2 separate regions of the Homo sapiens genome follow, and region 1 is linked to region 2. The links are chromatin loops, found by intact Hi-C in ENCODE. Cell type or tissue: OCI-LY7. All regions are shown on one strand. Links, peaks and the distances in the headings refer to the core of each region. The heading gives the core; the rest is flanking DNA. Region 1 has its middle 15 kb from the start of MIR7846. Region 2 has its middle 11 kb from the start of MIR6729.

Region 1 (5,370 bases), core at 148-5,147, 110 kb after region 2:
TGGGAAAACTGAGCCCCATAGAGGCAAAGCAGTTTTCCCAGGGTCCCAGCTTGGTGCTGTGTGATGGAGATAGCTCTAACTGTAGCTGTCAGTTGGGGCTGGGGTAGGGGAAAGTCACTGTCTAGTCCAAGGGAGCAGTAAAGATGACATGCTGATTTTCATTCTTCCTTTAAAGAAAAAATTGATGTTAAAAGTAACTGTGGTGAGAGGGTTGGGTTCTTACTTACAAGGCAGCTTTGCAAGAGTAAACAGAGTAGACAAAAATATCCCATCAGCTGGGCTTCTGCAGCTTCACAAGCTACTGATCCGTGCAGTCAGAGGGCCCCAGGTTCAGAAGGGCCCTGGGCTTGGTTTAATGCTCTGCTGTCGCCATCTTGAAAGTGATGAATAATTTTTGGCAAGGGGCCCTGTGTTTTCATTTTTCATGGAGTTCTACAAATTATGTAGCTGATCTTGCATGGGGGCAGGGAAATCGTTAATTCAGAATTCACTTAATGCCAAAGCATTTTACCTCCATTGTCATGTGACCTCAGAGGGACCTTATAGATGAGCACACATGTCCCCATTTTTAAGAAGTGTTAAATGACCAGTAACTGATGTAACTGTTCCAGTCATCTCTTGCTACATAACAAATCACCTCAAAACTTAATAGCTTAAAACAATGGTCATTAATTTTGCTCACAAATCTGCAATGTGGCCTGGACTTAGCAGGGGAGGTGCATCTCGGCTCACATAGTACCAGCGGGGGTGATGAGATGAGCTGGAGAATCCACCTCCAAGAGGGCTGGCAAATTGGTACTGGCTGTCAGTTTCTCTCTGTGGAGCTTCTTGGGCTTCCTCACAGCATGGCTGCTGGGTTCCTGGAGCCAACAACTCCGGGGGCAGGAAGTAGAAACTGCCAGCGTCATAAAATTTGACCCCGGAAACTGGCACTGCATCCCCTTTGCTGCATTCCAGGTAGTCACAGAGCCCAGACTCAAGGGGAGGGGACACAGATCCCACCCCTCATTAGGAGGAGTGTCAAAGAATCTCGAGATCTTATGTGTCAGCAGGAGCACTTCACATACTGTCTCATTTTAGCCTCTCGGTAATTTTGCCATTATTGTCCTTGGAGTTGGCTCAAGGAAGCTACATAACCTGGTGGAATCCCAAGTTCCTCTGGCTGGAATTTGGATCCAAGCTGGTCTGTCTCCAGAGTGTGAGCTCTGGACTGAGCAGCTGACCTGTGCATTCAGGGACCCATACAGTCAGAATGTGGCAGGACTGGAAAGCAAGCTCACATCTGTCTGATTAGAGAACATCTGAGCTTGGTACCCATACAAACTAGGCCCTATCTAGTTTTTAGATAGGGAAATCAAGGCTCTGAGAGGTCTTGCCAGGCCTCTCCTGAGGAAGAGGGCAGGGTCTGGGACCTTCCAGGGCAGGATGGGGCCCCCAACTTGGGTTGCACAGAACCATGTCAGGAAGTCACATAGAGTTGTGGGTAGATTATGCAAGTACAGGCTGTCAGGAGGGATGTTGTTTTTCACTGCAATTACACTTCACTCAGGAAATACAGCTTCTGCACGTACTGAGGGAGGGTTCCTCACCCTGTGCAGAAGACCTCCTGGTGAATACCGGGGCACTCGCTGGGTGACCCTGGGTCCTCTGGGCCAAGTTCATGCATCGAAAGTTCCCTGAGAAGCTCTTTGTGCCCATCTGGGTTGGGCTTTGACAATAGAGTTGAAGAGGCTTTATTCCTGCCATGCATGGAGTCACAGGTTAGTAAGAAAGATGATAAGAGCTGTACTTGAGGCTTTCGTGTGCTCTCACTTAAACCTCACAGTGCACTAGGAAGTAGTTATTACATTACCCCTATGTTACAGATGAGGAAACCAACACGCAGAGTGGCTAAGCCAGTTCCCCAGGGTCACACAGCTGCTAAGTGGCGCAGCTAGGCTTTGAACCCAGGCCACCTGGCTGGAGTCTGCGTCCTCACACACTTGGCCATGCTGCTCCATTGTGGCTCAGGCCGAGGTCACCACTGTGCTGAGGCCCCAGCCCTGAGTCCCAGACCCTGTAGAACACTGTGCAGGCATCCATGGGGCTCAGTGAATGCACAGGGAATGGAATTTGCTCTTGGTTTTTATCCCACCTTTCCTTTCCAAAGCCCAGCTGTGGCCAGGCCTCTCCCTCACAGAACCTTCTATGACTCCCTAGTGCCTACATGCCAATGTCTGCCAATCCAGCTTTGCTGCTACCTCCACAGCTCCCATATCTAAACCTCTCCTGAGACCCGACTGTTTCCGCTCAGTCACCAAATACAGAGGGCATATCCTCATCATGAAATCTCTGCTCAGCGCTCCAACCCCTGAATTTCCAACCTCATCTTTCTCCTCCTCCTCCAAAAACCCTTCCAGGACACCCAGGCCCAGGACCTCCAAGCTCCCACAGCACTGACTGTGAAGGGGGACTGGAGGCCAAGTTCTAGAAGTCTTGCAAAAAATATCTCTGAAGAAATGCATTCATTCATTCATACAGCCACTCATTTAGTCACTCAAGCAACAGATCTGTATGTAACACCTACTATGTGTTGGGCACTGTGCTTGGCGCTGGGGAACACAGTGAAGTGGGGCAGTGGCGGGGATATACAGTACTGCTCTCAGGGAGTCACAGTCCAACTGGGAGACCAACCTAGAGTCTGGTCATGGCCTAGAGCATGATATTTGCTTTGATGGAGAGCAGCTTGGGGTTCATGACCCTAGTGGATGGCACCTAGCCCAGATGGAGGCAGGTCTCTGCTTTCCCCTCTGTAGAATGGGTTTAATAAGAGCACCTACCCCAAAGAGATGTTGTAAGGATTAATTTCATCCATTAATTTGTTCAATAAATATTTGTCAAGCTCAAACTCCGTGCTGGGGTGCTGGGGACACACAGCCCTGCCCTCTGCAGAGTGACAAGAAAGAGTATTTGGGATAACATTGGCTGGTGGTAATTGCTGTAAAGAAAAAAAGAAAGTGGTGTGTAGGCCCTCAGTGTGGTGAGGTGTGTAGCCAGGGCTTGGGGATGTAGCACCTGCTGTACAAAGGTCTGGGAGAATGTAGCGATTCAGGGTGTGCAGGGGGAAGTGAGTAGTTATGATCATGAGTCTGTGGTAGACATCGCCCCATCCTTGCATTTGCATCTCTAGGTTTCTACAGAAGAAAGGGGGCAAGGTGATGGAGAGAATTTCATGGGCGGAAATTGTTCTACAGGAGCTGGGGAGGTAGGCTGGCAGGGCTGAGCCGGCTACTTGGTGGGAGGTTGCAACAGCCTCAGGACGGGTGGAGGACTGCAGGGGAACTGGAGCCCAAGGGGGTTTCCTTCCAGGGTGAAGGGGAAAAGCAAGGCTGGGCACTTTGGGAACTTCTCAGGGAAACCCTCTCCTGTACCCTAGGGGACCTGGGCTCCATTCTGGAAAGGCAGAATACATGACCTCCATCACGTTTTGGGTCTGCACTCATTAAGCACTTACTAGATGCCAGGCACTGTAGAGTCTCCATCTCAGATCCTTACAGCACCCCTGTAAAGCAGAGGCTATTTATCCCCATTCTACAGATGAAGAAATGGAGGCTCAGGGAGGTAAAGTGATTTGTCCAAGGTCATGGTTGCGTACCAGTCAATGGCCTGAACAGAGACTTGAACCCAGGTCTAGGTGATGGCAAAGTTGATGCTATTTCTCCTTTTGATATACCCCAACTGTCTAAAGCAGCCCTTTTTTTTGCTAGGCTTCTTGGTGTTTGAAAATTTACCACTCATTCCTAGGAGCTAAAGGTTCCTGGGTTCCTCCTTGGGGCACATGTCTAGGAGCAGGATCTCGATCTGGTGGCAGAGGGGCAGCAGCTGCTCCGTCTGGCATACAGTAGGTGCTCAGTAAGTCTGCGGGGCAGGCAGGACAAGCCTGGGTTGGAAGGAGGTCCAGTTTCTTGGGAGTGAGAGCCTCAAGACCAACTTCACCTGAAGGACAAATGAGAGGTGGCCGAATCACTGCCAGCTACTTCAAGAAGCCCCTAGGACACTCCAGCCAAGGTGCCTTGGTCCCTTTTCTAAGTCGCCTGCCCACCCTGCCCAAGCTCCTGCGGGGAGTGTGCCCACTGTGACTCATCCACGCCCAGCCCTGCCCAGCTCTCACTGGGGCAGCAGTAGGCACACATACTCGTAAAAGTCTGAATAAGTGAAGACTGGGAAATTGCACCAGGGAAAAACTACTTATTTCTTCCTCTTTTGAATTGGGGAGGGGAAATGTTGCGGGGGAAATGAGGTCAGTGACGTGGTGAGCATTTCATGCTCCTTACTGATGAGCAGAGGGCCGGTATCACGTGCTGCCTTCCTAGGGAGGGCTGGGTAGTGCGTCAAGGAAATGGGCCCAGAGCTGTGTCTCGTCCAGTCTAGCAGGAAACTGCCCATCTCACTGTGTCACTCCCTTCTCTGTCCTTGCTCTAAGCCTCTACCCTGACTGCCCTTGCTCTGAGCTGAAATCTCACTAATGAGAAAAAAATGTGCTGGTTTATGCCTCTGTGGGCTGGCTGGGCTGGTAGGTCCCAGGGGGCAGCATGGCCTGGAGGAAACCGAGTGCACGGGGCAAGGATGATGTGCACGAGTGGTATGTGACTCCCAGGGCTCACAGCCTCATGCAGCCCCTCCCTCTGAGAGTATAGATGGGGAAACTGAGGCCTGAGAAGGCGAGAGATGTGCCTGAGGTCACACAGAGAATCCGTGGCCCTCAGCACAAGCACCCAGTTTGCTGGTACTTTAAAGATAAAAATAAACAAACTTTATAAATGGAAAAGATGAATAAAAGAAGAAACGAAGTATAAGGAATATGATAAATATAATAAAAATTACACACAATCTTGGCGAGGCACAGTGGCTCATGCTAGTAATCCTAACACTTTGGGAGGCCCAGATGGGCAGATCATTTAAGGTCAGGAGTTCAAGACCAGCCTGGCCAACATGGTGAAACCCCATCTCTACTAAAAATACAAAAATTAGTTGGGCATGGTGGTGCGCGCCTGTGGTCCCAGCTACTTGGGAGGCTGAGGCACGAGAATCACTTGAACCCAGCAGGCGGAGTTTGCAGCAAGCTGAGATCACGCCACTGCACTCCAGCCTGGGTGATGCAGCCAGACCAAGACCTTGTAACAACAACAACAAAAGTAAAACAATCAGTATTCCTTAAAAAAAAAAAAAATTGCACACAATCCCATCATCCATGAAACTCCTTTAAACATTTTGGTTTCTTCCCTCCTTTCTGAGTAGTTTTTTAAAATTATCTTCAATCATTTATTTATTTATTGTATTTTCTTTCTTTCTTTTTTTCTTTTTTGAGACGGAGTCTCGCTCTGTCATCCA
Region 2 (5,370 bases), core at 134-5,133:
AGCCCTTCCCTGAGCCGACCGAACTGGCCAAGGCTCCTGGAGTTGGGTTCTGCAGCATCCCCATTGTAGACTTTGTGACACTTGACTGTAAGCTCCTTGAGAGCAGGAACCAAGCCTGTCCTGTCCTTGGCGCTATCCCCAGGGCCTAGTACAGCATGCGGCATATGATAGACGTTCAATAAATAAATGTTGAATGAACGAGGGAGTAAATGAGCTCCCAGGTCTTGGGAAGGTAGACCTGGCAGCCCTGAGACCCGAGGTTCCTGTTTCCTGGGATTCTAGCACTGGGGCTGAGCTGCTGCTGTTCTAGCTTGCGCTGGTTTCTGCACATCTGTTGCCCTAGGCCTCAGGCAGATTGTGGGGTCTCGGCTCAGCACCAGTCTCCCAGGGGAGTCTAGGACCCTAGGGTGGATGGTAGGGAGCGGCTGGGGACAGCTGAAACATCTTCATCTGGGAAACTCTACGTCCGCCATCCATTGGCAGCTGCAGGGCCCAGTCCCTTGGCGTGCAGATGGAAGTGTATGGAAATAACCCCACCTTCCCTCCCTCAGGCCACTTTTAACCTCCCAGGCAAGACAAGGACCTGTTGGCTACTGATTGCCACCCTCTGAGAGGGAGGCTGCAAAGGGGAATTCTCCCTGGAGGGGTTGGGTGACCCTTCCACTCCCACTTCATCATGAGGTGAAGCGTGCATGGCCCAGAAACACACACACAGCTGGATTTCCCCCCTCTGCCTTTGGAAAGTGGCATTCAGATGTTCTGAGAATGCACACTGGCTCAATGTAGACTTGGCTGTAGGTTTGCTGAACTTTTCAGCCCAATCTGTGGGAGGACATAGAGTGTAGCTCCGAACACCCGCCCTCGGTATTGCCACCCACTGACTGCGTGACGGCGGCCGTGTCACTTAGCCTTTCTGTATGTAGCTCAGTTTTGTCATCTGTACACGGGCGATAACTCCAAGAAGAGGTGAACCAGATCCGACCTGCAGAGACCCGGGCACGTGGTCTGACGGGGAGGGGAGCTATGAGAAATGATAAGACTGTCATCAGCTCTTCCATCATAAGATTGATGCCATCCTGTTGCCTGGAATGGAACCTGCCCCCTGAGTTTGCTCCAGCTCATGCCTTCCCCAGGACGATAAGAGAGAATGGAAGCAGGGCATGGAGTCCTTTGATCCAGTGGCCTTCACCCCCAGCTCCTGGAAGGGCTGTTGCTGGGAGCAGATGCCGGCAGCAGCCTTCTTGCCAGTTTCATTAGCATGGAGGCTCTGAGGACAGGGAGGGAGGAGGGATGTGGGTGGGCAGGACCCTCCCTGGGGCCAGTGCTGAGGCTGTGAGGGTGGATGGCTGAAGCCTTGCAGGAAGTTTTGAGAGGAAGCTGGGCCCACAGGATCGTGATGTGATCAGTTGGGGTGGCATAAGAGTGCCTGATGATGGTTTGGGTGGCCTTTGGGGACATCCCCTGTCATGCCATCACCATGCTGAGCTCTGACCACACTCTCTTTGGCCCTCTTTATCTGTGGCTAAGAGTTGGCAACACAGCCTCTGAAACTCAGCAGAAACCCCTCTGCTTCCCCCAGCCCTGCCTCCTCTATCCCCCACCATTGTTGATGGGATACCAGAGGCACCCAGGTGTCCTGGGCCTCCAGCTCCCGAGGCAAGGAAGCCTTTCTTGGCCAGCCAGGACTCATGACATCTCAGCCAGTGGAGAAGGGGAGAGGGAGGGCTTTGAGAATTCCCCAGGCCTCAGATTTGGTGGGGGAACCCTTCCTGTCCACCAGGATTGAGGGTTACAGAACACCCCAGCCTCGAGGGAGAACTAGCTGCCCCCCATCCCATTCCCAGCAAATTCTGACAAACACCCCCTGACTCCCATGGTGGAAGTTTGCCAGGTGTCAACTAAAGAAAATAAAAAGCTGAAGAATTAGAGTTCGGGCTGGGTGTGGTAGCTCACACTTGTAATCCCAGTAATTTGGGAGGCTGAAGCCAGTGGATTGCCCGAGCCCAGGAGTTTAAGAGCAGCCTGGGCAACATGTAGAGATGAAACCCCATCTCTACTGAAAATACAAAAAATTAGCCAGGCATGGTGACATACATCTGTGGTTCCCAGCTACTTGGTAGGCTGAGGTGGGAGGATCACCTGAGCCCGGGGAAGTCTGAGACTGCAGTGCGTGGTGATCACAACACTGCACTCCAGCCTGAGCAACAGAGTGAGACCATGTCTAAAAATAAATAAATAAATAAAAATGCCGGGCGTGGTGGCTCAAGCCTGTAATCCCAGCACTTTGGGAGGCCAAGGTGGGCAGATCACTTGAGGTCAGGAGTTCGAGACCAGTCTGACCAACATTGAGAAACCCAGTCTCTACTAAAAATACAAAATTAGCCGGGCGTGGTGGCACATGCCTGTAATGTCAGCTACTCGGGAGGCTGCGGGAGGAGAATCGCTTGAACCCGGGAGGCAGAGGTTGCAGTGAGCTGAGATCACACCATTGCATTCCAGCCTGGGCAACAAGAGTGAAACTCCGTCTCAAAAACAAAAAACAAAAACTTTAGAGTTCTTTTTATTCAGAAGTTTTACCAGGACTATAGACCGAGCCTATTGCCTGAGAGCAGCCCTGTGGAGGGGTTCTATCAGCTGCTCTGGCAGTTTCAGTTCACAGTTTATGTACAGGTGGTGAAGCTGTAATATGTACAAAATCACATCGAGGTTTGGGTATAGAGTACATCTGGCTATAGATGACTAAAGCACATCTGCTGAATCGATTGTGGAGGCAGAATCACTAACCCCACCAGATGGTATCTTATGTGTAGGAAAAAGCAAGTCTGGGGCCATTTATCTTTCAAGGAATATAGTGACTCACGCAAGAGACATGGGGCTCTATTCTGTTTTGTCTTCAAAGCATCCCTCCAGAGAGCTGCCCATTGTCACAGAGCCAGCGGCTTGTGAATCCACTCAAGCAGAAATGAGCAAACATAACTTCTTACATTTGCTACTTAGGCTCACCCAGGAGAGGAAGCAGCCCCAGGTGCCAGCTGTGTGTTGCAGAACACTGGACCTGGAGCCTCAGCCTGGGGGTCAGTGTTGGCTGCTGCTCCTGCACAAGTCAGTGGGCTTCTCTGAGCCTCAGTTTCCTCATCTGTAGAATGGGGATTAGAATGCTACCTACTGGGCCAGGCACCGTGGCTCACACCTATAATGCCAACACTTTGGGAGGCCAAGGTGGGTGGATTGCTTGAGCCCAGGAGCTCGAGACCGGCTTGGGCAACATAGGGAGACCCCTGTCTCTACAAAAGAATTTAAAAAATTAGCCAGGTGTGGTGGCACGAACCTGTGTTTCCAGCCACTTGGGAGGCTGAGGCAGGAGGATCACTTGAGCCCAGGAGTTGGAAGCTGCAGCGAGCCACGGTCGAGCTACTGCACTCCAGCCTGGGTGACAGAGCAAGACCCTGTCTCAAAAAACAAAACAAAACAAAACAAAACAACAACAACAAAAAAAAAAAACCCAGAAAACCAAGAATGTTACCTACTGCGTTGGGGTTTTTAGAGGATGAAATTAGATGATCAGGAGATGAAATGCGTAGTGCAGTACTGGGCCTAATAAATGTGCAACATTATTATTTGAAACCAGGGCCTGTGTGCATATTGGCAGATGAGGATCCTGTCTCTAGAGGGGTCCACCCCACCTGGCCAGATACACAGTAAGGAATGAGCCGAGTGGGAGCAGGGGAAGTTTCAGGTGATTCTTCCATGAAATGATGGACACAGGGCGCTGGCCCAGTGTCTGTGCTGGAGTAGGGCCCTGCGGGCCTCCAAGCCTGGGAGGGTCAGAGGCCTGAAAACCACTCAGGCCCTTCCAGGAATCTTTGGTTGGGAACTCTAGGGACTCTGTAGGACACGGTGTGGGAACAGAGCAGGATGGGGGCAGTTACCCACACCTCCATTCCACTCCTCCTGCAGGGTAAGACCTGCTCAAGTCCCGCCTTCAGGCCGGATTGCCCAAACCTTTCCTCAGTCTCCCTGCCTGGCCACGTGGACTCCCCATCCCCGTAAAACCCTCCTGTGGTTCTCCTGACCGGGATGGGTGGGTTCCTTGGGACTTCTTGCCTTGCTGGGCTGGGCCCTTCTGAAGGACAAGGGTCTCCCAGGTGCTGATCCTCCCTGTGGGCCTCAGCTGCCAAAGGACTCTGAGGACACTGACATTTGGGAGAGCCGGCATCTTCTCTGGGTCCCTGATGTGGGTTCAGAGGTGGCCCCCCAAAGATATGTCCACCTAGAACTTCAGAGTATATGACCTTATTTGGAATAAGGGTCTATGCAGATATAATTTTTTTCTTTTTTTTTTTTTTTTTTTGAGATAGTCTCACCCTATCACCCGCTAGGGCTGTATAACAGAACACCACAGACTGCAGGGCTTAAGCAACATAAATTTCTTTTCTTTTTTTCTTTCTGTTTTTTGTTTGTTTGTTTTTGGTTGCCCAAGCTGGAGCGCAGTGGCACGCTCTCGGCTCACTGCAACCTGCGCCTCCCGGGTTCAAGTGATTCTCCTGCCTCAGCCTCCCGAGCAACTGGGACTACAGACGCACACCACCATACCTGGCTAATTTTTTGTATTTTCAGTAGAGACAGGGTTTCACCATGTTGGCTAGGATAGTCTTGAACTCCTGACCTTAAGTGATCCACCCGCCTTGGCCTCCCAAAGTGCTGGGATTACAGGCGTGAGCCACCATGCCCAGCCTTTCTGCAGATGTAATTAAGGTAGGGTAATGGGGCTCTTAAGACGCGAGTCCCTCTCCCTCTCCCTCTCCCTCTCCCTCTCCCTCTCCCTCTCCCCACGGTCTCCCTCTGATGCCGAGCCGAAGCTGGACTGTACTGCTGCCATCTCGGCTCACTGCAACCTCCCTGCCTGATTCTCCTGCCTCAGCCTGCCGAGTGCCTGCGATTGCAGGCGCGCGCCGCCACGCCTGACTGGTTTTCGTATTTTTTTGGTGGAGACGGGGTTTCGCTGTGTTGGCCGGGCCCGTCTCCAGCTCCTAATCGCGAGTGATCCGCCAGCCTCGGCCTCCCGAGGTGCCGGGATTGCAGACGGAGTCTCGTTCACTCAGTGCTCAATGGTGCCCAGGCTGGAGTGCAGTGGCGTGATCTCGGCTCGCTAAAACCTCCACCTCCCAGCCGCCTGCCTTGGCCTCCCAAAGTGCCGAGATTGCAGCCTCTGCCCGGCCGCCACCCCGTCTGGGAAGTGAGGAGCGTCTCTGCCTGGCCGCCCATCGTCTGGGATGTGAGGAGCCCCTCTGCCTGGCTGCCCAGTCTGGAAAGTGAGGAGCGTCTCTGCCCGGCCGCCATCCCATCTAGGAAGTGAGGAGCGTCTCTGCC

Evidence for each region. A loop is a pair of places that touch in the nucleus more often than their neighbours do. Peaks named below come from ENCODE experiments on the same cell type or tissue, not always from the same donor. Only the 100,000 strongest peaks of a DNase experiment are listed, where the experiment ranks them.
Region 1: it touches region 2 in a loop (3-fold over the local background); 2 of 110 quality-filtered maps call a loop at or near these places.

The regions. Positions count from the first base shown.
Region 1 is chr1:12,149,121-12,154,490 of GRCh38, forward strand. No RefSeq gene overlaps it. Among named protein-coding and RNA genes, the nearest start is that of MIR7846, 15 kb to the right of the region's middle. In OCI-LY7, for the core only: no CTCF peak of the experiment used is centred there; DNase peaks (open chromatin) are centred at 281, 1,531, 1,881, 3,131 and 1 weaker place; H3K4me3 peaks cover 3,103 bases; H3K27ac peaks cover 4,501 bases.
Region 2 is chr1:12,037,872-12,043,241 of GRCh38, forward strand. No RefSeq gene overlaps it. Among named protein-coding and RNA genes, the nearest start is that of MIR6729, 11 kb to the left of the region's middle. RefSeq lists a cis regulatory region at 378-1,500 and enhancers at 1,283-1,782, 2,848-2,917. In OCI-LY7, for the core only: no CTCF peak of the experiment used is centred there; DNase peaks (open chromatin) are centred at 2,150 and 2,860; H3K4me3 peaks cover 1,815 bases; H3K27ac peaks cover 3,384 bases.